2 separate regions of the Homo sapiens genome follow, and region 1 is linked to region 2. A link is an interaction called in ENCODE POLR2A ChIA-PET data of the cell type or tissue named here. Cell type or tissue: HepG2. All regions are shown on one strand. Each heading gives the region's core, and the rest is flanking DNA. Links, peaks and the distances in the headings are about the cores only. Region 1 holds the start of MIR11401 (microRNA 11401). Region 2 has its middle 22 kb from the start of KLHDC4.

Evidence for each region. ChIA-PET counts read pairs that join two places held together with the same protein. Peaks named below come from ENCODE experiments on the same cell type or tissue, not always from the same donor. Only the 100,000 strongest peaks of a DNase experiment are listed, where the experiment ranks them.
Region 1: POLR2A ChIA-PET joins it to region 2 with 14 read pairs; 28 of 35 experiments call an interaction of 5 or more read pairs at or near these places.

What each region holds. Positions count from the first base shown.
Region 1 is chr16:87,851,110-87,866,236 of GRCh38, reverse strand. SLC7A5 (solute carrier family 7 member 5) reads left to right here. Exons shown (of 10, transcript NM_003486.7): 2 at 14,388-14,513. MIR11401 (microRNA 11401) reads right to left here and starts at 12,341; the gene lies at 12,273-12,341. RefSeq lists enhancers at 1,180-1,760, 4,975-5,732, 11,425-12,330, 12,504-12,743, 12,331-13,238 and 3 more and a silencer at 10,114-10,302. In HepG2, for the core only: no CTCF peak of the experiment used is centred there; DNase peaks (open chromatin) are centred at 7,506, 8,536, 11,926, 12,346 and 5 weaker places; H3K4me3 peaks cover 1,953 bases.
Region 2 is chr16:87,780,645-87,795,771 of GRCh38, reverse strand. No RefSeq gene overlaps it. Among named protein-coding and RNA genes, the nearest start is that of KLHDC4, 22 kb to the right of the region's middle. RefSeq lists enhancers at 4,623-5,822, 5,640-6,141, 14,919-15,018, 15,089-15,127. In HepG2, for the core only: no CTCF peak of the experiment used is centred there; DNase peaks (open chromatin) are centred at 5,571, 6,031 and 6,834; H3K4me3 peaks cover 563 bases.

The sequences.
Region 1 (15,127 bases), core at 4,586-12,585, 68 kb before region 2:
TTGTTCTCCACCTTTTTTTTAAAGCCTAAAATGGTTTTGCCATGTTCCCAGGCAGTACGCAGAGGCTGCCCTCTTTAGCTGCTAAGAAGACTTCCCTGTGTCGGCAGGAACAAGTGTGCTCACCGCACCCCCGCCCCCCCATAGAACCCTGTGGAGGGCATTTGGGGTTTCCCAGCTTTGTGCAAATGGGAAAAGGGTATGTGGTTTTTTGCTTTTTGTTTTTGATTTTGTTTTGAGACAGAGTCTGTGTCTGTTGCCCAGGCTCGTTGCTCACTGCAACCTCTGCTTCCTGGGTTTAAACGATTCTCCTGCCTCAACCTCCGGAGCTTAGATTACAGGCATGTGCCTCAGCCTCCCAATTTGCTGGGATTACAGGCATGAGCCATCGCACCCGGCGGGGTGTGGATTCTAATGTAATAGCTAATGTGCCTTCCAAAGAGGCTGTACCAAGTCACGCGTTCCTGGATTTATTTTGTGGTAATAGGGCTTTAAAAAGTATTTTTTAAATTTATTTTTATTTTATTTTATCTTTGAGATGGAGTTTTGCTCTTACCCAGGCTGGAGTACAATGGCACGATCTTGGCTCACTACAACCTCCGCATCCCGGGTTCAAGCGACTCTCCTGCCTCAGCCTCCCGAGTAGCTGGGACTACAGGTGCCCACCATGCCCAGCTAATTTTTTGTATTTTTAGCAGAGACGGGGCTTCACCATGTTGGCCAGGCTTGTCTTGAACTCCTGACCTCAGGTGATCCACCCGCCTCTGCCTCCCAAAGTGCTGGGATTACAGGCTTGAGCCACCACACCTGGCCTAAAATAGCTTTCCAAGCAGTCCTTTTGGTCCCAGTAGGTAAAGCTTCAAGGCAGGCCCTAGAGTGCCAACCCTCTCTGACCCAGAGGTGAGGGTTAATGTTAATAGGGTCCCTTTCAGCGAAAGTTAGGGCCACACTTCTCATGTCCCTAAGCCATTTGTACTTGTTTTTTTTCTCTGACCCACCTGTGTGTGTGGTGAGTATGTGTGTATGTGTTGCTTTTTTTTTTGGAAAGTGATTTTCAGTAACAGAAAGGGATGTACTCTCTGCAAGAGTGAATCTATTCTTGCCCCTGTGTGTAAGGCAAGAAAGAGAAGCTGTGTTCTCTGAACAGGCAGACCCTGCTGAGAGAGGGAGGTGTGTTGGGGTTCAATCATTCTGGTGGGAAAGATATTAGAGATAGTTATAGAAATAGACACAAATCTTGGAAGGCCGAGAAGTTGGCATAACTTCGGTAATTAGCTCTGGCTGAAGGCGGCCTGATCCCTTTACCTTTAATTAAACAAATAAAAATAGTGATAAAAGAAAGGCAGCGTAGTTTACCTAGCTAGCTTGTTTACTCGCATAATCTTAAGACCGTGGGTGTTTAAGTGCTTTTTACTTGGGAAGTCCACAATGTCTGTTACATTCTAATGGTGTTGACTCAAGCTTTTGTTAGTTAATCATACTGAATAAATGCACGTCTGACTAGCTGATCAGGGCCAAGTAGCAACTGTTTACAGGACTCAGCAGGGAGCCTATAAGCGGCTGGGACCCTCAGCTGGACTGGCAGAGCAGAATATCTGTGTGTCTGTACTTTATTCATCTGTCACCGGGTCAGGGGTCTGCAAGGAGTGCTGTCGCAGAGGTGGGCTTTGCTGAGGCTGGTAGAACTCCAAGCTGATTCTCAGGTCATTCTGACTTCAGCTCGGAGAAGGGCAGTGGATGTCCCGGGAAGGGAGACCCTGCCCTTATAGGGGGGCTTCTGACAGGTGCAGGGGGCAGCCTGGAGCCCGGACCAGTGGGCAGGATGGGCGCTCCAGGGTGTGAAGGAGAGGCCGGGCGTTTGATCTGTGGACATTGCTCCTGGAGCAGTGAAAAGCCATAGAAAGTGATTTATTTTACTTATTTATTATTTATTTATTTATTTATTTTGAGGTGGAGTTTCGCTCTTTTTGTCCAGGCTGGAGTGCAATGGCACGATCTCGGCTCACTGCAACCTCTGCCTCCTGGGTTCAAGCGACTGTCCTGCCTCAGCCTCCCGAGTAGCTGGGATTACAGGCATGCACCACCATGCCTGGCTGATTTTGTATTTTTTAGTAGAGACAGGGTTTCTCCACGTTGGCCAGGCTGGTCTCGAACTCCTGACCTCAGGTGATCCGCCCACCTCGGCCTCCCAAAGTGCTGGGATTACAGGCGTGAGTCAGCCTACTCGGCTGATATATATATATATATATATATTTTTAAATGATCACACATAAGGTTGGGTTCTGGAATTTTCTGCTTAGGAAGGGAAAGGGCACCTTTTACCCCCTTATTCCTTGAGCCTGATCCTACAGAAGGTACAGTGGCTTTCGGGTCTGGATCCTCAGCCCTCGGGCCTCTGAGGCTGCCTTGGGAGAGGGTATAGATTTGAGAACAAGGTTCTCAGTTTTGCTGGCTGTCTTTTCAGTCGCCCAGGCACGTCCCACAGAAGGTTTCTTTTTGTGAAATAATCGTGTGAAATGGGTTGGCCTCGGTGCTTAGAACCATCCCACTGACGGTGAGTGAAAAAAATCCCTTGCTTGTCAGTCTGGGTAGGAGATGAGGTCCTTTCACGCGTGTCTTCGTGTTGGTGCGCTTTTCACTGGTCATAAAGGTGAGAGGAACCAGCTCCATGTGTCTCTTTCTGGATGGCCATATGGAACTTGGCATGACAGTAGGGTTGTGTGGTTATTTATTGCTTAACGAAGACTTGGCAGCGTGTACTGGAAATTCAAGCGATGCTGGGTTTTATCAGAAGGCGCAAAGGCTGGAGCTGAGATTCTGGCTGGGCCTGGATTTGGTTTGGGCAGTTTATCTGACCTCCCTGGGCCCCAGCTGGCTCTGCATAGCGAGTAGGGTAGCATCCACTCAAAGTCCCGGTCCACTGTGGCCCGGCACTGATCCAGGCGAGTTCTCAGTAAGTGGGAACTCACAGGTTCAGAAGATGCTGTGGGCCTCAGGGGCTTCCACCTCCAGGGAGGTGCTCTCAGAAGAAGGGCCCGATGGGCTCACTGCATCGTGGAGAAGATACCCTGGCTCAGTCTCAGTCACTTCTCCAAGCGCATAGGTGTTCGGGAAGTGGCCTGCAGACAGCTCCTCCATGCCTTGAAAGCAGAAGTAGCCCCCTCCTGTTTCCCTGTCCCAGTTGGGTGAAGCATGGGGGGCTGCTGAGACAGTCCCAGGCGTGCCGTCACGCAGGGGCAGGCCGTCCGTCGGTCTCGCGGGACTCTGGCTGCGGGTGGCTGAGGACACCTGGCCTCATGGGAGACGGTGCCAGGGTCCCTGGAGTGAGGTGGCTCTCCTCCCCATGGCTGTCACTCCTCAGCAGATTGGTGTGGGCGGGTATGCGTTTAGGAACCTGTGAGCTGAGACACTGTCCAGCTAGCATCAGGCCAAAAGCAACCAAGGCTTTGAGAAATCCACCTGGCCCCGCCGAGCCTGTTTCTGACTGTGGAATGGGATTGGCCCCAGCGCCAGGTGTCTGGGAATCCCAGGCCTCTGCGTGTGAAGGTGCCAGTTGCACGGGCTGTGACCGTCCCTCCACGTGCCTGTATCTCCTGCTCACTGTGCACATGGAGCAGCCCTCAGCCTCACTGTCTTCTCCTCTGGCAAAAGAAGGAAGGAGCAAGGGAACAAAGAGAGGGAGGGAAGAGCCAGAGACAGGAGCCAGGGTTTCCTTTAGTCTGGAGCTCTGGGTGCGAGATGATGTCACCCACCCACGCTCGGCACAGGCCCAGGGTCGGGGGGCTATGGGTGGAAGTAGGAATCGCCACAACTGTCTCTGAGCCCCTCCCTAAAGGGTGAAGGGTGTAAGGGGTGGGTTTTGATGGCTGTGGGCTTAGCTGTGGTCAGTGGACTCAAAGGCCAGTTGGCCAGTTAGCAGTGACCAGAGAGCAGAGGGGGCCTGTGTGTGTTTTGCCCCAGGGTCTTCAGGCTGCCTGGCTGCCTCTATCTGCCCCCTGGGTGTCCAGCACCACCCCCCCAACCGCTGGGGTATCCAGCACCTGTAACCTGTAGCCCCGCTTCTCAGTCCAGGCCTGTTCCAGGGCCCCCCTGGGGTATCAAGCACCTGTAGCCTGTAGCCCCACTTCTCAGTCCAGGCCTGTGTAAAACCTGGCCCCGGGTTGGGTTTTGGGATCCCTGCACCCCTCCACCCCCAACCCCCCACAGCTGGGATCCTGGCTCAGCTGGCAAAGGTTCTGCGTGTTTAAGGAGCTGGGTGGGCCCCAGAGCTCAAGCCGTGGGCTCATTGCAGGCGGCAGCCAGTGATTAGTGCTGAAATCTGACTTTCCCAGCCGCACATGAAAGTGCCGCCGGCACCTAGGCAGGTCACGCTGCATCACGGGATTCGGGGCAAGGCCGTAGGGGGAGCTCACAGAAGCACATGACCTGAGCCACACAGGAGAGCCTAACGGGCACTTGTGACCCTTTTTTCTTGGGTCACAGACCTCTTTCATAATCCAGCAGAATGTGCAGAATCTTGCCCAGAAATGTGTATCAGCCGCCTTCACACAGAAGGGTGGGTTGCGCAGACCCCCGGGGGCCCAGGCCAGGTTGAGAGCCACCCCCAGGAGAGGGGTGTCCAAGGTAGGGCACACTCTTGGACCACCTCTTGGCACCTCTTGGCCACCTCTTGGCCACCACTTTGCACTCCAGCCTTTGAAGCCAGTGATAATCCCCAATTTACAGCTGGGGAAACTGAGGCAGGAGCGAGCCAGGAGCCAGGGGCCACAGTGCCCACCTCTACACTGAGGCCACCATTTGTCATCAGGCATAGGGGAGCACAAAGCCACGCCTGGGGAGTCTGGTGGGTGCCAGGGGTCTGGGGAGGTGTCAGTCAGCAAGACTGGGTGGCCCAGTCGGCCCAGGTAAGGACACAGGTGGGTCAGAGGCTCATCTGTGTTCCCCAGCATCCCCTAGGGGCCCTTTGCGCTCCTCCACCCTTCTCCATCCTTCCCAGACTCACATCCAGGTACCCTGGACAGCCACAGGGTTCTGCCCCCCAGTAGGCCTGGCCCTCCCTGGAGCATCACCTGGATAGCTGGCCATGGGCAGGCCTTGCCTGGCCCGTCTGCAGGGACAGGACACGTGTATGCATGCAGATTGGTACTGTGTGCCCGCACGCTCCCCAGAGGCCCTGTGGCAGCACCCTCTTCCCGCTGCTGCCCTTTTCCAACAGGAGGGCCCCCCACAGCGTCTCCTTCCCTGATACTGGCCGAATCCTGAATTCTCCCTCTGGAAGGCGGACCCTCCGGGGTGGCCACAGCACGTGCGTGCCTCCGGGAGTGTGGGAGGCGTCTCTCCCTGCATCCCTGGCCGTCAGACCACCCCAGGTGGGGACCGTTCTCTGGCATTGCCCGCCCCTCCCCTGCCCTAGGATTTGCCCACTACGTGAGGAATGAGCACCGACCTCCTATTCTGGGCCTTGGAGCGTGACGCCCGCAAACTCGATCCCTGCTGAGTCATCCTGACCTCGGGGTGGGCCAGCATCTGTCACTACTGAGACACTGTATGTGTGAGCTGCTTGTTAACGAGAAAGCCAGACTCTGTAAAATGTTTGAAGAGATTTATCCGGAGTCAAATGTGAGGACCAAGGCCTGGAGGCCCTGAGGACATGTGCCCCAGGGGGTGGGCCACAGCTGGAGTTCATACCTCCTACAAGGACAGAAGTTACAGGCAGACATCAGTCAGTACATGAAAGGTATTTGTTGGTTCTGCCGAGAAAGGCGGGACAACTCCAAGGCGGGGATGGGCTTCCTGGTCACAGGTGGGTTCGAAGATTTCCTTTTTCTTTATATATATATGTGTGTGTGTGTGTGTGTGTGTGTGTGTGTGTGTGTGTGTGTGTGTGTGTGTGTGTGTATTTTTTTTTTTTTTTGAGATGCTTTTGTTACTCGGGCTGGAGTGCAGTGGTATGATCTCAGTTCACTGCAACCTCCGCCTCCTGGGTTCAAGTGATTCTCCTGCCTTAGCTTCCCGAGTAGCTGGGACTACAGGCATGCACCACCATGCCCAGCTAATTTTGTGTTTTTAGTAGAGACGGGGGTTTCACCATGTTGGTCAGGCTGGTTTCGAACTCTTGATCTCAGGTGATCCGCCCACCTTGGCTTCCCAAAGTGCTGGGATTACAGGTGTGAGCCACCGTGCCTGGCAAAAGATTTTCTGATTCACAATTGGTTGAAAGAGTTATTAGCTAAAGACCTGGTATCAATAGAAAGGAGTATCTGGGTAAGACAGGAGGTTGTGGAGACGAATATTGTGTTTTGTTTTGTTTTGTTTTGTTTTGTTTTTGTCACCCAGGCTGGAGTGCAGTGGCATGATCTCAGCTCACTGCAACCCGGTTCAAGCGATTCTCCTGCCTCAGCCTCGCAAGTAGCTGGGATTGCAGGTGCCTGCCGCCACCATGCCTGGCTAATTTTGTATTTTTAGTAGAGATGGGGTTTCTCCATGTTGGTCGGGCTGGTCTCGAACTCCTGACCTCGTGATCTGCCCACCTCAGCCTCCCAAAGTGCTGGGATTACAGGCATGAGCCACTGAGCCAGGCCAAGATCTGTGTTTGAGTGTTAGTGCTGGTCCGCTGTACCTGAATTCCAGAGGGAGGGGGTATAACAAGGCCTGTGTGACCCCCTCTTCCCATCGTGACCTGAGCTCGTTTTTCAGGTTAACTTTGGAATATCCCTTTGGCAATAGGAGGGGTCCCTTTAGTCAGTTACGGGGCTTAGAATTTTATTTTTGGTGTACGTGCTCAAACTGCAGCTGCTACAAAACCAAGGCCATGGTGACCCCGGGGCCAGTCCAGCTTTGTCCCTGTGCTCTCGAGCTGCTGGAGGCCAATGCAGGATTCTGTCCACGGCTCTCATGTGTGGCTTCAGAGCCTGAGGGTTCTTGGGGCCCTGTCTTCACCTGCTACCGTGTAGGGGCCTTGTGAGCTGAGTCAACTGGAAGAGCCCAGGGCCTCTGCAGAAGGCCTGAGCAGGGCCCGGGCACTGTCCCTGGAGCTCTGAGTCCCTCAAGCTGTGTGGCCCGGAGCCAGGCGCTTGACTTCTCTGGTCGTTTGCTTCAGAGCTGGAAGCCTGGGGTGACGTGGGTCTTTGGCAGGGGTCAGGTAGGGGAGGGGCCAGCCAGGAATCAAACATCCCTGACAGGTGAGGGGGCAGGTGAGGAGGGCAGGGCAGGAGCCCCTGGAGCACTTGTGCAGCAGCATCTGGGCCGGTGCAAGCCCTGAGATGGCTTCAGGTCCTGCTCAGAGCTAAGGGCTCCCCGTCACCAGGGATTCTTCCATCACTGCATCTGCAGAGCCCATCGGGATTGGGGAGAGGCCCTGGCCTTAGCTTGGAACAGCTGCATCCTCCTGTCGGGTGTACAGGCTGTGCACTGGTTAAGCCTGAGCGCAGAGTCTGTTCAACGAGTTCATTGTGTGGTATTTGCTTCCGCTTGCTGTTGAGTTGGACTGGCTTGGACGCTGGCCAGGAGCCCAAGTGGACTTGGTGCTTCTCTTTGACAGCCGGGATTGAAAATCCCAGTCAAGTGGCCAGAGCACGAGGGTGAGATTTAGGAGACCTGGATGTCCTCACTTTGCCGCCCAGGAACTGCTGTGTGACTTTCACCAAGTGGGACAACCTCTCTGAACTACGTTTACCCCGGCTATAAAATGGAGGTGTTGGATTGGCTGCCACAAGTGTCCTTCCACCTCCACAATACCGTGACTGGAGCGGGTTTTCACTCCTTTTTCTTGTTAGCATAACTGTTGGAGCTGTAGAGGGTTTGGAGTGGGGCGTGGGTTTCCGGACCACAGATGTGTGAGGCTCCGCACTTAGCCAGCAGTGGCAACTCCTTATCACTGGTGCCCACGGCTTCATCTGTGCCCTGAAGATACTCATGCTGCGGTGACTGGTCAGATTAATGGTGATGCTTTCATGGGGCGCCGTAAGACACGTCCGCGAGGTATTTCGCCCATGCAGCAGGAGGCAGTTGTTCCAGTCTGTTGGAAACAGGAAAGGGAGGCTCAGTCCCTGCAAAGGAACTTGCCGGAGTTCACACAGCATTTCAGCACCGGGTGGCCTGGTTTCAGAGTTTCAGAGGGAGCGGTGGCCCTTCCTGTCAGCCCTGGGGGTCTCCTGGAGTCAGGACCCTTGGGAAACCCAAATCCACCAGGACGCTTGTGTCAGGAGAACCTGACCACATGAGAAGCTGCCCTTTTCCAGTTCTCCTGCTTACCCTGGACTTGGGATGTTGGCAAATTTCAGAGCTTGCCAAATCTGCATCTTCCTGGCCTGTTTAAAATGAATGTGTCAGCCCCATTCTGGACAGCAGCTGACACCTCCTCCCCCGTGCCAGCCAGGACAGTGTGGTTGGGCGTAACTCAGCCCCGGTTAAAAATGGAAAAAAGTACAAAGACATGTGTTCAAGGGCTGGTGACAGAATTTGAAAATGTGACACCAGCCTGTTAGTAATTTGTTTTCACAGAAATCTGTTTCAACACTGAGCAGACAGGTGGGGCCAGGGCCTTGGGATCATCTCTCTGTTTGCCCAGGGACATCTGTATGTCCGGCCCAAAGGTGGGGCCTTGTGCTCTGCAGAGACTGGGCATCAAAATTGAGCCATTATAAGCAGACCATCCCGGCCAGGCGCGGTGGCTCACGCCTGTAATCCCAACACTTTGGGAGGCCAAGGTGGGCGGATCGCCTGAGGTCAGGAGTTCGAGACCAGCCCGGCCAACATGGTGAACGCTTGTCTCTACTAAAAATACAAAAATTAGGCCGGTGTGGTGGCAGGTGTCAGTAATCCCAGCTACTGAGGCAGGAGGCTGAGGCAGGAGAATCACTTGATCCCCAGAGGCGGAGGCTGCAGCTACTCGGGAGGTAGATGTGAGAGAATGGCTTGAACTCAGGAGGCGGAGGTTGCAGTGAGCCAAGATCGTACCACTGCACTCCAGCCTGGGCGACAAGAGCGAGACTTCGTCTCAAAAAAAAAAAAAATGTGAACGCTGCCTTTGCTTCCCTGCCCCGGAACTGCTTCATTTTCCTTGGGGTTTCCGGACCACTTTGACCTCTCTCTCTGGCCAGCAGTGGCAGGGAGGCAGGTGGATCTGGAGCCGGCATGGGCAGGCTTGGCATTCCAGCCCATTCTGGGGTGAGGTTGGCCTTGGGTGAGGACAGGGGTCACTGGGTCAGACACATTCATTTTCTGGAGCCCGGGGCGGTGACGTGTCCATCAGGGAAGCACGCGCCTGTGCTGGGGGCGCTCCCCAGGCCGGCAGCACCAGCCTCCCTGGGACCTTGTTCTGTGCAGATGTGTTGTCTCCATCTCCCGGACCTGCCTGATCAGAAGCTCTGGGTTTCCATCCGCCTCCCCCACCACTGCTTTTATAAGTTCCCCCGGGGGATGACACGGGAGATGGTGGGGGCTGTCTGTCGGTGGAGAAGGTGGAGGCTTGTACTCAGAGCAGGGGATATTTAGACTTGAAGGGGCCAGGGAGGAAGGTACTGGTTCTACTAAAGCCCCATGTGCACTGGGCAGCCACCAAGTTCGGGGCCCTGTGCGTACCGAGTGGATTCCGACAAAGAAGCTGTCTCAGGAGCCCCAGCCAGCTGCAGAGGGGGGCCCAAGCTCCAAGGCTGGGTGTCAGGTTTGCCAGGTGCTGGCTCCGCTAGGGGCCACAGGCTGCACTGGGCGGGACTGGGCTGGGCTGGTACCTGTGCCCGGTGTCGGGCCAGCTGTAGTTGCTGTGGTCAGCTGCCGCTCTCCGGCCCCGTGCGAACTGCTGTGCCCGGTGCACCCTGGGGGACCAGGCTGCCTGGGCTTCCTGGAACTGATGAAGCTGCCGGCCACTTCCTCTGTGCTGTCTCCAGCAGGCAGTTCTGGGTAAACAATCGTCATTTGCCTATAAAGCTGCACAGCTCACAGGCCTTGGACCATCTCTGCCCCAGCCCCAGCATTGGCCCTCTGGACAGACTCTGAAACCGTGCGCGGAACACAGCCTGTCATTACAGATGACTCCTGGAGGCAGTCCTCGGGGGCCTGGCAGGAGCACTTCTGTTTCTGTTGGGTCTGAAAATGACAGAAGGGACTGCAGGATGCCTGCCTGGGCTGGACGCCTGCCTGGGGCACTCACAGTGGCTGTGTTTGGGCTCGAAGGGGCCCGGGAGGATCATGTTCACTGGGTACTCCCACTTACAGACAGGCCAAGGTGCTGAGCCCTGCAGGACTCACTGCTGTGCCTGGCTCGGGGGCAGGTGAGGACCGGCGGCCCAGGGAGCAGCCTCTGTGGCCAACAGAGAGGATTTTCATTGTGGCTGACCCTGAACCCTATCCACGGATGCTCCTGTACCTGGTACATGTTTATTACCTGAAAGAATCAGGCATTAGTCCGTGTGGGGTGGGTTCATGGGGCCTGCGGGGTCCCCACCCAGCCGGGGCCCACAGGTCCCACCTGCTCTCCATATTGAACACACCTGTTACTGGCCCTTCCCCCACCCCTCTCCTCCAACACTGGACCCTGGGGGATCATCCCTTTGCTTGTAGCGGGATTTTATCAGGAGCTGGACAGAGTTGGGGCCAGGAGACCAAGATGCCAGCATCAGGGGAGGTGAGCAGAGCCGGCTGCCGCAGAGGTGAGCGTTCACGGGCATCAGGCAGGGAGGCACCTCAGAGAGTCATCCCCCCGAGGGGAGAGGGGTAAGGCCAGGGGCCAGGAGAAGGCAGCCTCCTGGTTTACAAGTTGTGGGGGTGCTGTGCGTGTGTGTGCACGTGTGTGATTGAGCAGAGTTGGGGGGTCAGCCAGCGGTATGCACCTGTCCCGTCTGTGGGCCCAGCCAGCAGTATGCACCTGTCCCGTCTGTGGGCCCTCCCTGTTCAGGTGCCTTCTTGCATGGTCTCTGAGGTCAGTATCACTGCCGGCCCCACCCCAGAGATGGGGAGGCACAAGGGGGTGGGGGTGTCCCCCACCTCATGCTGGGTGGTGGCAACCTCCCCGGGACGCCCCAGCTCTGAGCAGCAGGGCACGTGGCGAGAGCAGTGGGAGGCCTTGGTGCCCACCCCAGGGTCCTGAGGAGAAATGGGCTGGCCGCGTCCCCAATCCCTCCTGCGTGAGCCTCAGGGTATCTGAAGTGGCTTTTGAGTCAGGACCAGGACCACAGCTTGGGCCTCACTGTGACAGGTGTCCTGGCCAAGGCCCTGGCGCTGGCTCTGGGTATGGCCAGGGCTGTCCTTCCTTCACCGGGCTGTGGGCCTTGCTGTCAATGCCCACCCGAAGATGAGGATGTTTCTGTGGCTGATGGCCCTGAAGGGTGGTGGAGACACAGGTGAAGGGAGGAGGAGGGCAGGGGTTCCTCCAATGCACTGCCCCCAAGGCACCCCAGCTCCTCTGGAGCCCCTGCCAGCCAGCCAGGTGGGAGGCAGCCAGGTGAGGACGGGGAAGACAGCACCCCAGACTGGGAGGGGCCCCCAGCTCAGCCTGCCCGGCTATCTGCCAATCAAGCCAAGCCACGCCACGGGGTATCCCCGGACGGGTTTTATCTCCTGGCCCAGCTGTCCCCGCAGGCTGGCGCGGCCACACTTATCTGGGGGTGGCTGGCCCTGTGTGCTCAGCCCCCTCACTCTGACTCAGGGCACAGCCCTGTCGATCTCCCTGCTGTGGGGGCAGCCAGCAGCCCCTCCATGGTGTGGACACTGAGGCTTGGGAGAGGGCAAGTGCCAGCAGGGACTGAGGTTCAAACCCCAGACTTATCCTGTGACTGCCTCGCCTCCTTAAGGTCGAAAGGTACTGAACCCAGATGAATTCATGTATTTGTTTAAGATTTTATCTCATCTTAAAACGTAAAAAAAAGGACACTGTGGAGAATAATGAAACCTTTGTTTACTCATCACCCAAAGTCAGTGAACATGAAAATTTATGTTCTTGTTATAAAAGGAATAAATATAAGGTCCCCTTTGTTCTATGGCCATTTTGCTCCCCACCTGACTTCAAGACCCGGCCCCCGCCTGTCTGTCCTGTGGTTATTTCCAACGTCAGGAGATGATCTGGTGAACCCTCCCGGTGGCACCCGTCAGCCCCTCCAGACTGTTTTTGGTTGGGGAGCGGCTGGGTTGGAACTGGGCAGGCAGGGTCAGGCTGGCGGTGGGGGGGGGGGCGGGGGGGTCCTGGCCTCTGTCCCACCCACAGTGACAGCCCTGATGGCGTCATTACCCAGCACCACGTCAGTGTGGCAGGACAGCCCGTGGTTGGGCAATTCTGGGCAACTCGCTGCCCTTCCTGGACCCCCCAACCCCCTAGCAGACGTGACAGCCGCAGACGTGACAGCCGCGAGGGCAGTGCTCAGTGTCTCCGCAGCGCCTGTCTGGTGTCTGGAGTTCAGTGGTGGCAGCGTGCCTCTCTCCCTTTTGGGGAGAGGCAGCCTCGAGTGCGGCTTGGCCACACCCACTCCCCGCCTCCCTCCGGGCATGAATGAGCGAGTGATGCAATCAGCCGGCCTCTTGCGAATCCAGAAAGCTCTCCAGAAGCCGGCTAGGTCCCCGAGGCTCAGTTTCTTTTATGGTCGTGCTCCCCCCAACCATAAGGAAATGGGACTGGCAAGCCAGGACCTGCCCCTTGCCCTGTGCAGCGGACAAGGAGCTGCCTAGACCCACTGACCTGACCCTGCTGAGCCCTGAGGGTTGGACTGGAGAGCTCTGGACTGGTAACATCTCCATGTCCCTGGGAGCCCTGGGAAGAGGTGAAGAATCACCTCTTCAGTTTGGGTGAGGAGTGGAAGTTCCGGAATTTCAAGTATTTTATTTTAGGAATAGCAGCGAAAACACTGACTTTCAGACATTTTTCAACCAGACTTTCCTGGTGTGTAGTAGCCGTCTCCGCTCTGGCATCCACAGAATTGTAGCGGGGTGGTTAATTTCTGAGAGATAGGCAGGCGGCAGCCCGTCCCGCACCTCAGGACGTTTCCGGTGTCATTAGTTAATTAGCATGGATGTCTTTCCTCGGGGTCTGTTGCTTACATTGTAAGATTCCACAGGATTTGTTCAGCTGGGGAAAAGCCACTGGAGTCCTCAAGGCCTTGGCTGGCCAGACCTTTCTGAGCGTTACTCCCAAGGGGAAAGAGAGAAGAGGAGCCCACGGCCTTTCTGATGCTCTCACCTTCCTGCAGTCTTAGTGGTGCGGTGCCGGGAGGGCTGTGAGATCTGAGCTGTGTGGGTGGCCCGTGCTGGGCCTTTGCCCACTTCTGGGGTGTAGACGTTCCCACTGGCAGATTTCAAGCTGCTGACAGCGACAGATAACCTCGTGAGCAGAGGAGTGAAGGGTAGTGCAGCAGGCAGTGAGGGGTGTCGTGGAGTCAGTGCCTCGGGATTAATATGATTTTACTTCATTTTAAGTTGTGGGGGTGGCTGTTTCCCCACCAGCTCACAGATCCCTGAATAGTGGCTCAGCGTGCGCACATATTGCAACAGAACCCCCCAAAACACACACACACACGCACACACACACAGTGGCTCAGCGTGCCTATATATTGCAACAGAACCCCCAACACACACACACACACACACACACACACACACACACACACACACACACAGAGGCTCAGAGCTGGGTGCCTTACAGGGCCCAGGAGGACGTGCTGGTGTCTGGAGACCTGTCTGAGCGTGCCTGACCCCACATCTCAGCGCCTCCTGGGGCAGGCGTTCTGGCCATCTGTGTGGGGTCACTCAGGCTTCTGAAGCACACGGTGCTATTTTGGGTTTCATCGTATGCCCCCAAAGCAGCAGGGCAGCAGGGTCTGCTCTGCTCACCACAGGCCCCTGTGGCCCCTCCCAGGCTGCCGTCCCCAGGTGACTGGCCAGGTAGTTCCGGGAAAGCGGGACACCCCACTTCTGTTGGAATCCACAGAAGATCCTCTTTGAGGAAAGGGCCCCGCCCTCATGGAGTCCGGCAGTCGGGCTGTGCGTGGGTCTCACAGTCAGGTCAGGGTGCTGAGTAGGTACAAAAAGGTGTAATGGGCGCCTTCCAAGTGGCAGGGTCACCTTGCTCACCTGGGTCTCTGGAGGCAGTGACCCCACTTGAAGTCCTGACTACAGGTGGGACTCCATGGCCTGGTGTGGTGGGGGGTGAGGAAAGGTCCCTTGCAGATCTTAAGGGGCACCTGGGATCCAGCCCTTAGACCTGAAAGGACTGCGAAGTTTATCAAAACAGGTCTCAGAAAGTCAGAACGTGCCCTAAGGGCTGGCAGGGGACTGGAGCTGTTTAAGGAGCTTGTTTTTCTGGTGGACCTGGCCCTGGGGTGGGGGTGGGGTCGTCACCTCCCAGCCTACCCCTGAGCTGGCGTCTGTCTGCCCGTGGAACTCACCGCTGCCCTCTGTCTCCACAGTGCTGCTCACGGCCGTGAACTGCTACAGCGTGAAGGCCGCCACCCGGGTCCAGGATGCCTTTGCCGCCGCCAAGCTCCTGGCCCTGGCCCTGATCATCCTGCTGGGCTTCGTCCAGATCGGGAAGGGTGAGTACGTCCCCCAGGCCCCACCGGCGGCCCCTCGAGGCTTTGCCTGTGTGTCCTTCACAGGGCATGAGGTCCCGTCCCCGGGTGCCTCCCAGTCCGCAGCTCTGCAGTGCTGTACAACGTGGAGATTTCCCTCTGGGAAAATCACCCAGCAAGTGAAATCCGACCCAGAGGGGGACACAGGAGTGCTCCCGTGGGACAGCGTGGCCACCACTGGGAGGGGCTCTGGCAGTTTTTCTTGTTTTTTACGCTGCGATGTCTGTGAATCTTGAGAGCCCAGCTGATGCGTTGTAACCTCACCTGGGGGCGATGTGGAACATTCCAGGCCTGGCAGGGGCTATGCCTGCCATGCAGACCTCACCCGAGCCATCTCACCCTGGGTCTGTCAGAGTCCCACGTGCTGTCGCCCCTCACCCACCCCCGACGGGGCCATGCTCCTGGTCATGCTGTGATTCATTCATCATTCCATGGGCAGGTGTGGGATTGTCTCTGTGTTTCTGTCTGCTTTTTAAAGAAGATGAGGTAAGCATGGAAAACAAAACAAACGTGGTAACCCCATCACTCAGACGTGTCCACTGTTAGCATTCGGGAACAGGTGAGAGCAGTCTGGCGCA
Region 2 (15,127 bases), core at 2,473-10,472:
AAGGGCAGTTCCTGGAGAACAATTTGTGGAGAAACTCCTGGTCGGGGGACGAGAGCCTCAGTGCTGTGGGGGTCTCCAGAGAGCCCTCCACAGCACCCCTTGCAGTTGGTGGTCCAAGGCTCTGACCCCAGCTCATGTGCCCTACAGCACCCAGTGCCAAAGGCTTTCCCGTGGCCTCACTGGAAGGATCAATGCGAGAGGACTGAGGGCCTCCCCAGTGGCGAGCCAGGGCCCGGCAGCTGGGCCAGAGAGATCAAAGGGGGACCATGCGGTTGATACACACAGGGCCAGGCTTTTCTTGAGCTTGCTGGGAGGGAAGCGCGGCAGCAGTGGAGACTAACGCAGGGAACACCTTTGGCATGTGCCGAAGACTAAGTGTGAGGGCTGGTTTAGGTCGTGGTAGATTTCTCTGGCTGCTTCCCCTTGAAGACAGTCCCCTCAGCAAAGCGACCTGCTGTTGAGGACGTCCACCTAGACTTTGTAGGAAGGAGCAATCAGAGGGCTCTGCTCTATTCCTTTCTCTGGCCGGAACCCTCAGCCTCTCCGTGGGTGTCCTGCAGCCTGGGATACCCCACCTGGCAGTGCCTCCCTTTAGACTCGCCCCTCTGGGACCGTCGGCTGCCTGGTTTCTGGAGTGTCACTGCAGGGAATGGCAACAGTCTCCTGGTGTCTGACCACCCCTCCCAAGCTCATGAAGACTGGGGAACTCCTACCTGGGCTGGGCCAGGGGTAGGTTAGACCTCTGAAGCAGGTGCTGTTTAGTATGATTTCTGAAGCATCACCCCTGGTGAGCAGTGGAACCCCAAAGGGTTCAGGCTGGGAAGGGAACCCCACAGGGAGGTCATGCCAGGGCAGTTGGCTTCAGACCGCTGATCAGGGTCCACAGGGCACCGAGGTGGCAGGGTGAGCAGAGAGCCCTTCCGCCGAGTTAGCAGGGATCCCAGCTGTGCCAGAGGACCTTGTAGGACCTGGGACGGGCCACCTCACCTGCACCACCAGGTCCCCTCACGCTTTGGAAACTGCCTACGTGTGATCACGATCACCAAAAGCTTCCGGAAATGCGTATCTCCTGTGGGCTGGGGAAGGCGTATGTGTGCATAACATTTGCTTCGGAAATTGTACAAAGTCCCGGGCCTCTGGTTTCTTGCCCAAGGAAATGGGAACAGTCCCTTTGATCGTGAACCTGAAGGTGGGATCAGAGGTCCTCACCAATGACTGAGACATGCCTGCATGCCAAGGATGTGAGGCCTTGACACAGCTGTTTGCTGAAATCAGAGATAGTCTCTGTTTTCTTGGGGGATAGGGAGGAAACCATCATCTCTGGTACAGGAGAATCCTGTCAAATGGAAGGGACCCTTTGCAGGCTAACAATGCTTCTCAGGTTACAAAACACAGTGCACAGTTGATATTGCCTCATTTCATCCTCTGGGACACCCTGGGGGATAAACAGCTTAGATTGTTCAATTCCCAGGACAGATGAAGTTCAGAGAGGCTGAGAGACCCGCCTCTGATCACACCACTAAGTGGTCAAGTTGGAATTTCTATTCTGAGTATTAGCTTTTTTTTTTTTTTGAGACGGAGTCTTGCTCTGTTGCCCAGGCTGGAGTGCAATTCACAATCTCAGCTCACGGCAACCTCCGCCTCCCAGGTTCAAACGATTCTTCTGTCTCAGCCTCCTGAGTAGCTGGGATTACAAGCATGCGCCACCATGCCCGGCTGGTCTCAAATTCCTGAACTCAAGTCATCCACCTGCCTCGGCCTCTCAAAATGCCGGGATTACAGGCATGAGTCACCATGCCCACCCCAAGTATTAGCATTATGAAGCAAGAACTATGGCTTTTTAGCTATTCCTTCTCCTTGCTCTAGGGATTGCAACATCTACCCTTAGTTTTTCACAGTCTACTCAGAGTGTTTTGTTTTGTTTTGTTTTGTTTTTTGTTTGTTTGAGATGGAGTCTCGCTCTTGTTGCCCAGGCTGGAGTGCAGTGGCGCGATCTCGGCTCATCACAATCTCCACCTCCTGGGTTCAAGCGATCCTCCTGCCTCAGCTTCCCAAATAGCTGGGATTACAGGCATCTACCACCGTACCTGGCTAATTTTGTATTTTTAGTAGAGACGGGGTTTCTCCATGTTGGTCAGGTTGGTCTCGAACTCTCGACCCCAGGTGATCCACCTCCCAAAGTGCTGGGATTACAGGCGTGAGCCACCGCGCCCAGCCCAGAGTTAGTATTAGAAATATAAACGTCACATAAAACATAGAAGCCTTGTGACCATATTTACCCAACCCCCCATGCTTCATGCTGCTGTTGTCTTGCATATTGCACCTACATACATTACAAACCCCAGGGTGATGTGGTAATTTTGGCTTTATACAGTCCTATGTATTTTCAATAAATTAAAAAAGGAAAAGTTATGCTGGGCATGGTGCCTCACCTCTGTACTTTGGGAAGCCGAGGTGGGTGGATTGCTTGAGCTCAGCCCAAGACCAGTGTAGGCACCATGGTAAAACCTCATCTCTACCAAATATACACAAAAGTTAACTGGGGCAGGTGACATGGCTCACGCCTGTCATCCCAGCACTTTGGGAGGCTGAGGCGGGTGGATTGCTTGAGCTCAGGAGTTCAAGACCAGCCTGGGCAACATAGCAAGACCCCCATCTCAATTAAATAAATAAATACATAAATAATAATAAAATCAGCTGTGCACGGTGGCATGTGTCTGTGGCCTGAGCTACTCAGGAGGCTGAGGTGGGAGGATCACCTGAGCCCGGGAGGCAGAGGTTTCAGTGAGCCAAGATTGCACCGCTGCACTCCAGCCTGGCCTTGTGGCTGCATCTCAAAAAAAAAAAGCCAGACCCTGTCCTAAAAAAAAAAAAAAAAAAAAGTAAAAAGAAAACGTTTGGCCGGGCGTGGTGGCTCACGCCCGTAATCCCAGCATTGGGAGGCCTAGGCAGGCGGATCACCCGAAGTCTGGAGTTTGAGACCAGCCTGCCCAACATGGTGAAACCCTGTCTCTACTAAAAATACAAAAATTAGCCGGGCGTGATGGCACGCACCTGTAATCCCAGCTACTCAGGAGGCTGAGGCAGGAGAATCACTTGAACCCAGGAGGCAGAGGTTGCAGTGAGCTGAGATCGTGTCACTGTACTCCAGCCTGGGCGACAGAGTGAGACTCCATCTGAAAAAAAAAAAAAAAGAAAAGAGAATGTTTTAATATTGATTGGGGTAATAGCTGCATAACTCTGTCATTGTACTAACGGCCACTGAATTGCGCACTCTAAATGGGCAAATCGTACGGTAGGTGGGTTATATCTTAACTGATCTATTCCTTGAAAAATAGCTCGTTGTGCTCGTCCTCTTGGTTAGCCTGGAAATGTTCTGAGAGCAAGCTGCCAATCCGTGTCAGGTACCACAGTGCTGACTGCAGAGCTGAGCCCAAGACCAGCTGCTTGGTAAATAGTCCTTGGTTGACTGATTGAGCAGAGGCCTCCCCAAAAAGGTTTTAATTGGTTTCATGTTTAAATTTTGCAATGAGGAATAAAAATCTGCCTCAGATGAGAATTTGGTTCTTCTCCTGTCCCTTCCTATACACAAGACTCCATAGAAACTGAGCAAAGCACCGAAATTTGTGTTCACCGGATCCCCAGAACATAACCGGATTTGGAATCAGGGTCTTTGCATGTGCCATTAGTTAAGATGAGGTCGTGCTGGATTAGGGTGGGTCCTAAATGCGATGACAGGTATCTTTATAAGAAGGCCATGTGAGGACATGCACTGAGGCCACGTGAAGGCAGAGGCAGAGACTGGAGTGACAGACACGCCACAAGCCCAGGAAGCCAGCCGCCCCCAGAAGCTGGAAGAGGTGGAAAGGACCCTCCTCTTTGGCCTCCAGAGGGAGCAAATCCCCCCCCCCCCCGCCCACCCCGTGTGAAGGGGCCTGGCCTCTCTGACCTCCTGGCCTCTCTGACCTCCCGGCCTCTCTGACTTCCCGCCTTTCCCCCCATGTCAACACGGGGGGTCGCTCCCTCCTGGGTCCGTCACATGCGGGAGCCCTGTCCTCCCTGTTGGGTTGCCCTGCTTAACTTATTCATCGGGATCCCAAACCATCTTGTGTATTTGTTTACTTGTCATGAGCTCCAGGAGAGCAGAGGCCTCTGGGTGCCTGGACTGGTCTGGCGCCGGGCGGGCCTCCGCAGGTGCTTGCGAGATGAGAGGCTCCCCAGAGGCTGGTGGGTTGAGGCGGCTCGCTGTCCGTCTCCCGGCGTGGGTTTGTTGCCCAGTGCTGACCAGTCACTCAGACACACAAAGAGCTCTTGGCCTGGGCCAGGGGAACAGAGGGCACTGTGTGCTGTGCCGATGCCGGCGTCTCTAGCCTCTGAATGCTGTCTGTGCACTTCAACAGATGAAGTTCTTTCCAACTGAAATGAAACCGCACAGTGAAACGGGGAGTTGTGCCCAGCTCCCTGGCTGGATCTTCTCCACCCGTGGTCTGGAAGTCTTGTTTATTTTATTTTTTATTTATTGAGTTGGTGTCTCACTCTGTCGCCGAGGCTGGAGTGCAGTGGGGCGATCTTGGCTCACCGTAGCCTCCGCCTCTTGGGTTCAAACTATTCTCCTGCTTCAGCCTCCCGAGTAGCTGGGTCTACAGAGTGGCATGCCACCACGAGCGGCTAATTTTTTGTATTTTTTTTTAGTAGAGATGGGGTTTCACTGTGTTAGCCAGGATGGTCTCGATCTCCTGGCCTTGTGATCCACTCCCAAAGTGCTGGGATCACAGGCATGAGCCACCGCGCCCAGCCAGAAGTCTTGTTTATTTAACCCACCACTAACAAATCAGAGTGTGGCCTTGGCTGTTGATAGCAGAGAATAATATTTATTGGCTTGGTGCCATTGCTTGGGCAAGCTTTCTAACCATAGTGGGTAAATGATGCCCTGTGTCTTGGCAGTCAGGCCTGGGCTGCTCCTCTCTGGGAGGGGGAGCCCCAGGGAGCTGGGAAGGCGATGATACTGAGACAAATGGGAGAGCTGCCTGGGAGGGCCGGGCAGAGCCAGTTCCCTTGCACATTTGCCACACCAGACCCATGTCTGTAGGGAGCGCCCCAGGGCTCTGGTGGGTTGTTAATTACAGCAAACGTACATTATCTCTGGATAATTCGAGCACGGGATTCTTTTGCCTAGGGCTGAAAAGATGTGTCTGCTAGCCAAGTAGGGGGAAAGCCCGTGAAGCCAGTCTTCTCTGCGTAATAAAGATAGAAAACTTAATGCAAACCTAATTCGCAGAGAGAATCCCACCAGAGACCGTGAAGACCCCAAAGAGCAGCTTGAAGAGGCCAAAAGCTAATGGCCAAAGAGAAGCAGTGGGTTTGGGTTTTCTTTGTACAGGGAGAGGACCTCAGGTGTCCAGCGGGGTGCTGCAGAGGAGAGGCCTTGGGGGAAGGTTATTACAGGAGCCCCGCCTCAAGACGACTCACGGCAGACAGGGGAGCCATGTTTTGAACAATGCACTTGGCATCCTTGTTAAACCACTCTAGCACGCAGTCTACACTGGACTGACTCCTGACTCTCCCGTGACTCAGCGGCCCTGCAAGTCAGCTCGTGCCTTGCGTGCACAGAGCAGGTTCCTCCACCCCGTGACCCAGGACAATGACCTGGCAAGCTCGCGGGCATGGCCTGGCCCCCTTCCCTGCCCTTGTGCGTTAGAACCCTCAGGGTCCTATGTGTTAATTCCCAAGGAATGAAACAGCTGGAAGGACCCAAGAATTGCTGGGATCTCATTCCCATGGCTTACTGACTTCCCAGACCTGATGGAACAAGCCTGAGGAGCTCGCTCGGCTTTCCTGGTGGTCTTTCGTGCCTCCTGCCATTTTTCCATCTTTTGCAAAAGGCTGCAGGCAGCACCCACACAGCCCTGCATGAGGCTTGGGTCAGAAGTAAGGGAAACTGCCAAATGCAGCCTTCTGGGTCATTTCAATAACACATACCTCCTCAAGCAATGAACGTCAGCCACGTCCAACATTGCACTTAGGTCCAAAGATTAACCAGCCATTTCTTAATAGAACAAACAAGCATGTTTGGCTTTGCCTGGTGGAACTGCAGCCTCCGGGCGACTGGGCAAAATCCACGAAGAACTGAAGTAAGCCCTGGAGAAGCCTTCCACTCAGCTGGGGAAGGCCAGGAGCTGTCAGGGGGTCCGAGCTGTTTGCTGTGGTGTACGGGAGGAGAGTGTAGAGTCTCGAGAACACCCAAAGCAGCCAGGCTCCAGGGCTCATTTCTGTAATCCCAGTGCTTTGGGAGGCCAAGGCAGGTGGATTACCTGAGGTCAGGAATTCAAGACCAGCCTGACCAACATGGCGAAACCCTGTCTCTACTAAAAATACAAAATTAGCCAGGTGTGGTGGCTCACGCCTGTAATCCCAGCTACTCAGGAAGCTGAGGCAGGAGAATCGCTTGAACCCGAGAGGCGGAGGTTGCAGTGAGGTGAGATCAAGCCACTGGACTCCAGCCTGGGCAACAGAGTGAGACCCTGTCTCAAAAAAAAAAAAAAAAAAAAAAAAAAGGAAAAGAAAAAAAAATTGGTGTTGAATCTGTAGGTCAGTTTGAGGAGAACTGACATCTTTCTAATATTTAGTCTTGTCTCAGTTACTAAAAGAGCCCTGCCATTATTTTTTGGTCTCCTTACATTTCTCTCAACAATATTTTGTAGTTTTCAGTGTAGAGGTCTTGCAAATTCTTTGTTTGATTTATTCTTCGTTTGTTTGTTTTGGTTTTGGTTTTGTTTGAATTGAAGTCTCATTCTGTCACCCATGCTGGAGTGCAGTGGCGTGATCTTGGCTCACTGACACCTCCACCTCCCAGGCTCTAGCGATTCTGGTGCCTCAGCCTCCCGAGTATCTGGGATTACAGGTGCATGCTAACATGCCCGGCTAATTTTTGTATTTTTAGTCAAGACAGGGATTCACCATGTTGGGCAGGCTGGTCTCAAACTCCTAACCTCAAGTGATCCACCTGCCTTGGCTTCCCAAAGTGCTGGGATTGCAGGTGTGAGCCACTGCACCTGGCCTGTTTGATTTATTCTTAAGTATCTGATGTTTTTTATAAATGGTGACTTTATAAATGGTAACTTTTAAGATTTTAGCTTTGTTTTGTTTGCTGCTGATATATAGAAAAACAACTAGTTTTTGTATGTTGATCTTGTATCCAGCAACCTAGATAAATTTACTTATGGATTCTAATAGATTATCCGTACATTCTTTAAATTTTCTACATTTTCTAAACCTTAAACCTTTTATTTCTTTTTCCTGCCTTTTGTGCTAAGCCTTCTGGTACAATGTTAAATAGACATGCTGAGAGAGAACATTGCAGCTTCACCTTCTATTTCTTTCTTTTTAATTTTTTTTTTGAGACAGGATCTCACTCTGTCACCCAGGCTGGAGTGGTTACCACTCACTGCAGCCTTGATCTCCCTGGCTCAAGAGATCCTCCTATGTCAGCCTTCAGAGTAGCTGGGGCTACAGGTGTGTGCTAGCATGCCCAGCTAATTTTTGGATTTTTTGAAGAGACAGGGTTTCACCATGTTGTCCAGGCTGGTCTGAAACTCCTGTGCTCAACTGATCCACCTGCCTCGGCCTCCCGAAGTGTTGGGATTACAGGTGTGAGCCACCACACATGGCCTACCTTCTATTTCTTACCCCTTTCCCTTATCAGCAATCTTATGAAGATCTGGGAAGATGGCAGTGGCAGCATAGTTTTTGAACATTCCAAATCCCCACAAAAAAGCAGAGAGCATGACAACATAGCAAAACAAAAAGTCCAGGGATTCTTTCATGAGTGTTCAGTGAAGTTTTCCAGAGGCCATATGACATGATGCAGCCAGGAGATAGAATGCAGAACCAGATATAAACTCTGGGCCACTGGCCTGGCATGGTGGCTCACACCTGTCATCCCAGCACTTTGGGATGCCAAGGCAGGTGGGTCACCTGAAGTCAGGAGTTTGAGACCAGCCTGGCCAACATGGTGAAAACCTGTCTCTACTGAAAATACAGGCCAGGCGTGATTGCTCACACCTGTCATCCCAGCACTTTGAGAGGCCAAGGCGAGTGGATCACTTCAGGTCAGGAGTTCAAGACCAGCCTGGCCAACATGGTGAAACCCTGTCTCTACTAAAAATGCAAAAATTAGCTGGGCATGGTGGCACATGCCTGTAATCCCTGCTACTCCAGAGGCTGAGGCAGGAGAATTGCATGAACCCAGGAGGTGAAGGTTGCAGTGAGCTGAGATTGTGCCACTGCACTGCAGCCTGGGTGACAGAATAAGACTCTATCCCAAAACAGAAAACAAAATCTGGGCCAGGCTCAGTGGCTCATGCTTATAATCCCAGATCTTCTGGAGGCCGAGGAAGGCAGATTTATTGAGCCCAGGAGTTTGAGACCAGCTTGGGCAACACGGTGAAACTCCATCTCTACAAAAAAAATACAAAAATTAGCCAGGTGTGGTGGTGCACACCTATAGTCCCAGCCACTTGGGAGGCTGAGGTGGGAGAATTACCTGAGCCAGGCAAGTTAAGGCTGTGGTGAGCCATGATCACGCCACTGCACTGCAGCCTGGGTGACAGAGTGAGACCCTGTCTCTAAATAAATAAATACATACATAAAATAAAAATCCAATTGTCTTCTATTTGCAAAAACATAAAACAAGCCATCCTTCTTACTAAATATGTTGTGGTTTTAGAAACATAGTTGCTTTTCATTAAAAAAATAATTTATTTACATTCACATGTAATAGGATTATCACTGACAGAGTGGTTTTCTCTGCATTAGTGGGTGAGTGCAAGGGGACTCTGGTTATGTTTAAAGAGGCTGGGGTCTACATCCTCTGTGAACTCTCAGAAATCACTGCTCAGGGCCTCCTTTCAAGACGCACCAAGCAAAACCGATCTTCAAGTACAAAGGGCATAGACAAAACATCGACGTGCAAGAACTCATTATTCCCATAAGCCTTTGTATTTTTTTTTTTTTTTTTTTGAGATGGAGTCACACTGTGTCGCCCAGGCTGGAATACAGTGGCTCAATGTCGGCTCACTGCAACCTCGGCCTCCTGGGTTCAATTGATTCTCCTGCCTCAGCCTCCTGAGTAGTTGGGACTAGGGGTGTGCGCCACCACACCTAGCTAATTTTTGTATTTTTACTAGAGACAAAGTTTCACTGTGCTGGCCAGGCTGGTTTTGAACTTCTGACTTCAGGTGATTTGCCCGCCTTGGCCTCCCAAAGTGCTGCAATTACAGGTGTGAGCCACAGTATCCAGCCTCCTTTTTTTTTTTTTTTTTTTGAGACAGAGTTCTACTTTGTCTCCCCCAGGCTGGAGTGCAATGGCATGATCTCGGCTCACTGCAACCTCTGTCTCCCGGACTCAAGGAATTCTCATGCCTCAGCCTTAGAGTACCTGGGATTACAGATGCCTGCCACCGCGCCCGGCTAACTTTTTTATTTTTAGTAGAGACGGGGTTTTTGCCATGTTGGCCAGGCTGGTTTTGAACTCCTGACCTCAGGTGACCCACCCACCTTGGCCTCTCAAAGTGCTGGGATTACAGGCATGAGCCACTGTACCTGGTCCCTATATGCCTTTTAAGGAACCTCCTAGAGGCTGGGTTTCAGACAACCAAAGTGACAAGATATCAAGAGAAGGACTGCTGGGAGTGGGAGATACACGTGCATAGCTGTTTGAAGGACTAGGACAAAATGAGAGATGTGATCATATGCAATGACTCTGTGATTTGACAATGTAGAAATTATGCACATTTAAAATAGGGGTTAAGGCCGGGCGCACTGGCTCATGCCTGTAATCCCAGCACTTTGGGAGGCCGAGGCAGGCAGATCACCTAAGGTTGGGAGTTCAAGACCAGCCTGACCAACATGGAGAAACCCCATCTCCACTAAAAATACAAAATTAGCCAGGCGTGGTGGCACATGCCTGTAATTCCAGCTACTCGGGAGGCTGAGGCAGGAGAATCGCTTGAATCTGGGAGGTGGAGGTTGTAGTGAGCCGAGATTGTGCCATTGTACTCCTGCCTGGGCAACAAGAGTGAAACTCCATCCCCCCCCACCCACCAAAAAGAAGTAAGATGATGTCGGTTACATTAGATCTCTTTCACTGCTGCAGTCATAATTTTGCAAAGGCGGCTTCAGCTTCTGCACCCAGCCATGGCAGGGAGAAAGAACACGGAAAGCAAGACATAGTGGTCTCCAGTTTTATCCCTGGAGCCTGGGAGAGAGCGGGAGTGGGTTTGGCCCGTGAGGTAGGAGCTCCTTCACTCCCAGCACACGGCAGCGTCAGGGCCCCCAGAGACAGCTCTGGAGGCAACGTCCCCAACCCAGCACTCTGGCCCCATCAGAAACCAGGGAGTGGCCCTACTTCTTCCAAGGTTCTGGCCTGAAATCTGAGGGTGTCGCAGCCAGAAGGTGCAGTGTGGTTTGCAGGTCACCACAGAGAAAATGGGACTTGGGTGTGAGGATGTTCTGTTTCTCCAATTCTGCCTCGAAGGGCCAAGTTACTTTGGGCGAGAGATTCGGGAACTCCAGGAGAGCTATGCCAACTTCTCCATGGCCCTTCAAAGGCATGAGGGATATTCTTGCAGTCACCAGTGCAGAGAAGCCATGCTCAGAGCCTGAGCCGTGTTGGCCTCGTTTTCTAATCACGGTGAAATGTGGATTGCCCTTGGAATGCCACCACCCACATTCCGGCTGCTGTGAGGTCAGCGGCCCCTGAGCAGGAAAAATGGACAACTTGCCGTCCCCTGTGGCTCAGCGGTGATAGCCTACTCTCTCCTAGCAGAGAGAGAGCCGGACAGACTCCATTTTAGTTTCTTCACCTGCAGTCCCCTTTCATCTCCCTCCCTTAAGGCATAACTAGTGTAAACTGACTCAAAGCACGTCCAGAAATGCACCTACTGATAAGATACAGAGGCAAGCTGCACCAGCAGCTCCTCGGGACGCGCTCGGTGGATGGCACCCGAAGCCCCTGCATTTATCTCTTTGTGATAGTTTAAGCCCCTGCACCTGGAACTGTTTATTTTTTGTAACCAATTAATTTTTTTTTTTTGAGATGGAGTCTCGCTCTGTCGCCCAGGCTGGAGTGCAGTGGCGCGATCTTGGCTCACTGCAAGCTCTGCCTCCCGGGTTCAAGCCATTCTCCTGCCTCAGCCTCCCGAGTAGCTGGGACTACAGGCGCCCGCCACCACGCCCGGCTAATTTTTTGTATTTTTAGTAGAGACGGGGTTTCATCACGTTAGCCAGGATGGTCTCAATCTCCTGACCTCATGATCCACCCGCCTCGGCCTCCCAAAGTGCTGGGATTACAGGCTTAAGCCACCGCGCCCGGCCATGTAACCAATTAAATTTTTAACTTTTTGCCAGTTCTGCTTCTGTAAAAATTGCTTCAGCTAAAATCCTGCCTCCGCTGTTTAGACCACGGTATAAAAACAAAACTAGTCCCTTCCTCAGGGCTGAGAGAATTTTGAGCATTAGCTGCCTCTTGGTCGCTGGCTAATAAAAGACTCTTTAATTTGTCTCAAAGTGTGGCGTTTCTCTGTAACTCGCTTGGTCACAACACGACGATGGGAGGCGTGTTGGATTCTGAGTCCTGGGAGTTTGTTGTGGGTTGGCTTTATTTTGTGTATTCTTATCTGTGGATGTTTTCGGTTGGCTTGAGTGGAACCCCGTCATCCTTGCACAGTTGGATGGGCAAGCGCCTCGGGAAGGTCTCCCTTTCATTTTCTGGGTAAAGAACTCACTTTGTCGGCATCTGGATGCCACGTGGCCTGAGTCTCCTGTGACCTCTGTGCCGGTGCTTTGGCTGTGGGGGGTTGGGAGAGGCTGGAGGGTGGGTGGCACTGAACCAGCCTGGCCTGGGCACTCTGGGAGTGTGCACTTCACAGTGAGGGGTCACAGGCACAGAAGGAGCGAAGGGATGGGACTCCCAAAGAGGCTTCAATCCCCATGACTACCAAGACTCTTTTTTTTTCTGTGACGGAGTCTCGCTCTGTTGCCCAGGCTGGAGTGCAGTAGCGTAATCTCGGCTCACTGCAACCTCCCTTCCTGGGTTCAAGTGATTCTCCGGCCTCAGCCTCCCGAGTAGCTGGGATTACAGGCACGCACCACCATGCCCAGCAAATTTTTGTATTTCTGGGAGAGACAGGGTTTCACCATGTTGTCCAGGCTGGTCTCAAACTCCTGACCTCAAGTAATCCGCCTGCCTTGACTTCCCAAAGTGCTGGGATTACAGGGGTGAGCCACTGCGCCCGGCCTTTGACTACCAAGGCTCTAGATGGTTCCCATCCAGAGAACTTGGCATCTGCACATATCAGCAACGGGCGATACTGCAGCAAGACCTGCGGTTTATCCTAAGTAGTAAACGGCTGATATTTAGAATCTCGTGAGCAAATCAACTGCAGAGACAAGGGACCCATGGGGGTAAAGGGAGGGGAAGGCCAGAGTCAGGTCCATGGGGAGAGCACCAAAGGCAGCTCCCACTTCTTCAGCTTGTGAAAGGAAAATAAATCTTGGAAATCTTGTGGCCCTCAAATCACTAAGCTAAAGGGAAAAGTCAATCTGGGAGCTGCTTAAGGCAAAACTGCCTCCCATTCTATTCAGTCACACCTCTGCTCACTGAGATACATACATATCTGATGGCGTCCTTTGGAAAGGCTAATCAGAAATTTCAAAAGAATGCAACGGTTTGTCTCTCCCCGACCTGCCACCTGGAAGCCCCCCTCCCTGCTTGAGTTGTCCTGCCTCTTTGTACGGAACCAATGTACATCTTACATATATTGATTGATGTCTCCATGTCTCCCTAAAACGTGTAAAACCAAACCGTGCCCCAGCCACCTTGGGTACATGTCCTCAGGACCCCCTGAGGCTGTGTTACCGGTGGACGGTGTCCAGGTTCTTGGCATCTTGGTGTTGTCCAACAAATAATTGCACAAAATGCACAAACAAAGCAAAAAGAGTGAGGCAGCAAAAGCAGAGAGTTATTGAAAACGAAAGTACAAGGCCGGGCGCGGTGGCTCACACCTGTGATCCCAGGATTTTGGGAGGCCGAGGTGGGCGGATCACAAGGTCAGGAGATCAAGACCATCCTGGCCAACACGGTAAAACCTCGTCTCTACTAAAAAATACAAAAAATTAGCCAGGCGTTGTGGCGGGCACCTATAGTCCCAGCTACTCGGGAGGCTGAGGCAGGAGAATGGCGTGAACCTGGGAGGCGGAGCTTGCAGTGAGCTGAGATCACGCCATTGCACTCCAGCCTGGGCGACAGAGCGAGACTCCACCTCAAAAAAAAAAAAAAAAAAGAAAACGAGAAAGTACATTCCACAAGGTAGGAGTGGGCCCCAGCATAGGGGCTCAAGAAACTGGTTACAGAATTTTCTGGGATTTAAATACCCTCTAGAGGTTTCCATTGGTTGCTTGGTGTATGCCCTTTGTGAATGAAGAGGCTAAAGTGAAGTTACAAAGTCATTTACTTGGTGTACGCCCTGTGTAAATGAAGAGGATGAAGTAAAGTTACAAAGTCACTTACTCATTTGTCAATGAAATCATTTACGCTTCATTTACACAGATGCCCTATGTAAGTAAAGAGGATATTTCCTGTCATAGCTGAAGTGTTTCTATTTTATTTATTTATTTATTTTTGAGATGGAGTCTCTCCCTGTCATCCAGGCTGGTGTGCAGTGGCACGTTCTCAGCTCACTGCAACCTCCGCCTCCCAGGTTCAAGTGATTCTCCTGCCTCAGCCTCCTGAGTTGCTGGCATTACAGGCACCCACCACTACACCCAGCTAATTTTTGTATTTTTAGTAGTGACGGGGTTTCACCATGTTGTCCAGGCTGGTCTTGAACTCCTGACCTCAGGTGATCTGCCCGCCTGGCCTCCCAGAGTTCTGGGATTACAGGCGTGAGCCACTGTACCAAGCCCTTACATTTGATTTAGTCCTAGGCAGTCTCTCGGTTCCCTTCTTCCAGGATCTATTCTCCTGACTCAGCTGTGTCACAGTGCCTGTCTTTGACCTGGCAAAATAAGCTTTCTTCATTGATTGAGACCTGTCTCAGATTTTTGGGGTTCACAGGCTCCCAGGGCATTTAGGGTGCCACTGAGCACCACGACTCGGTGCGTTTCCTCCCAGCAGCAGGAGGCCACACACCTGGAGCTACACAGGGTGAGATGGGTTAGGGTCTAAAATCTCTGCATTGAAGAGTGAACCACATCTAAATGCAATGTTGTCTCCTGCGTAGGATCCTGGATGGGAACAGGAAAAGGATGTAAGTAGGAAAAGACCCAGGGAAATCCAAAGCAAGTCTGGGGTTTAGTTAATGGCAATATACCAATGTTGGTTGCTTAGTTTTGACCAATGTACCATTGTATGGAAGATGATCACTGGAGAACTTCAGGAACTATCTTAGCTGTCCTGCAAAGCTACGATTATCCCAAAAGAAAAAAATTATCAAAACAAGTAAATGAGGCTGGGCGCGGTGGCTCACACCTGTAATCTCAGCAGTTTGGGGGGCTGAGGCGGGTGGATCACTTGAGGTCAGGAGTTCAAGACTAGCCTGACCAACATGGTGAAACCCCGTCTCTACTAAAAATATAAAAATTAGCCAGGCATGGTAGTTCAGGCCTGTAATCCCAGCTACTCAGGAGGATGAGGCAGGAGAATCGCTTGAATCTGAGAGACAGAAGTTGCAGTGAGCCAAGATCGTGCCACTGCACTCCAGCCTGGGCGACAGAGTGAGACTCCATCTCAAAAAAAAAAAAAAAAAAAAAGGAAGTGAATAAAAAGCCACAGGAAATAGCTCCCGAAGGCTGAGCCTGTGGGGAGAGGGTGAAGGACTTGTGGGCAGAGGGAGGAAGGCGTGGGTGGAGGGAGGAAGGCAGACACAGGAAAGCTAGACTGGGTGCTCCACTGAGGGACATGTGTGGTTCTCTTTGCAGGAAGCAGAGCTCAGCTCTTGCCCTCTCACATCCTTTGAAGATGACCACCTTGAAGATTAGGATGAAAAGCAAACCCTCGGCTCCTGGCCTGAGCTCTTGGCAATCATGTCTCTCACCAGGCAGGAAGCAAAAGAAGATTGTTTCTGCACTC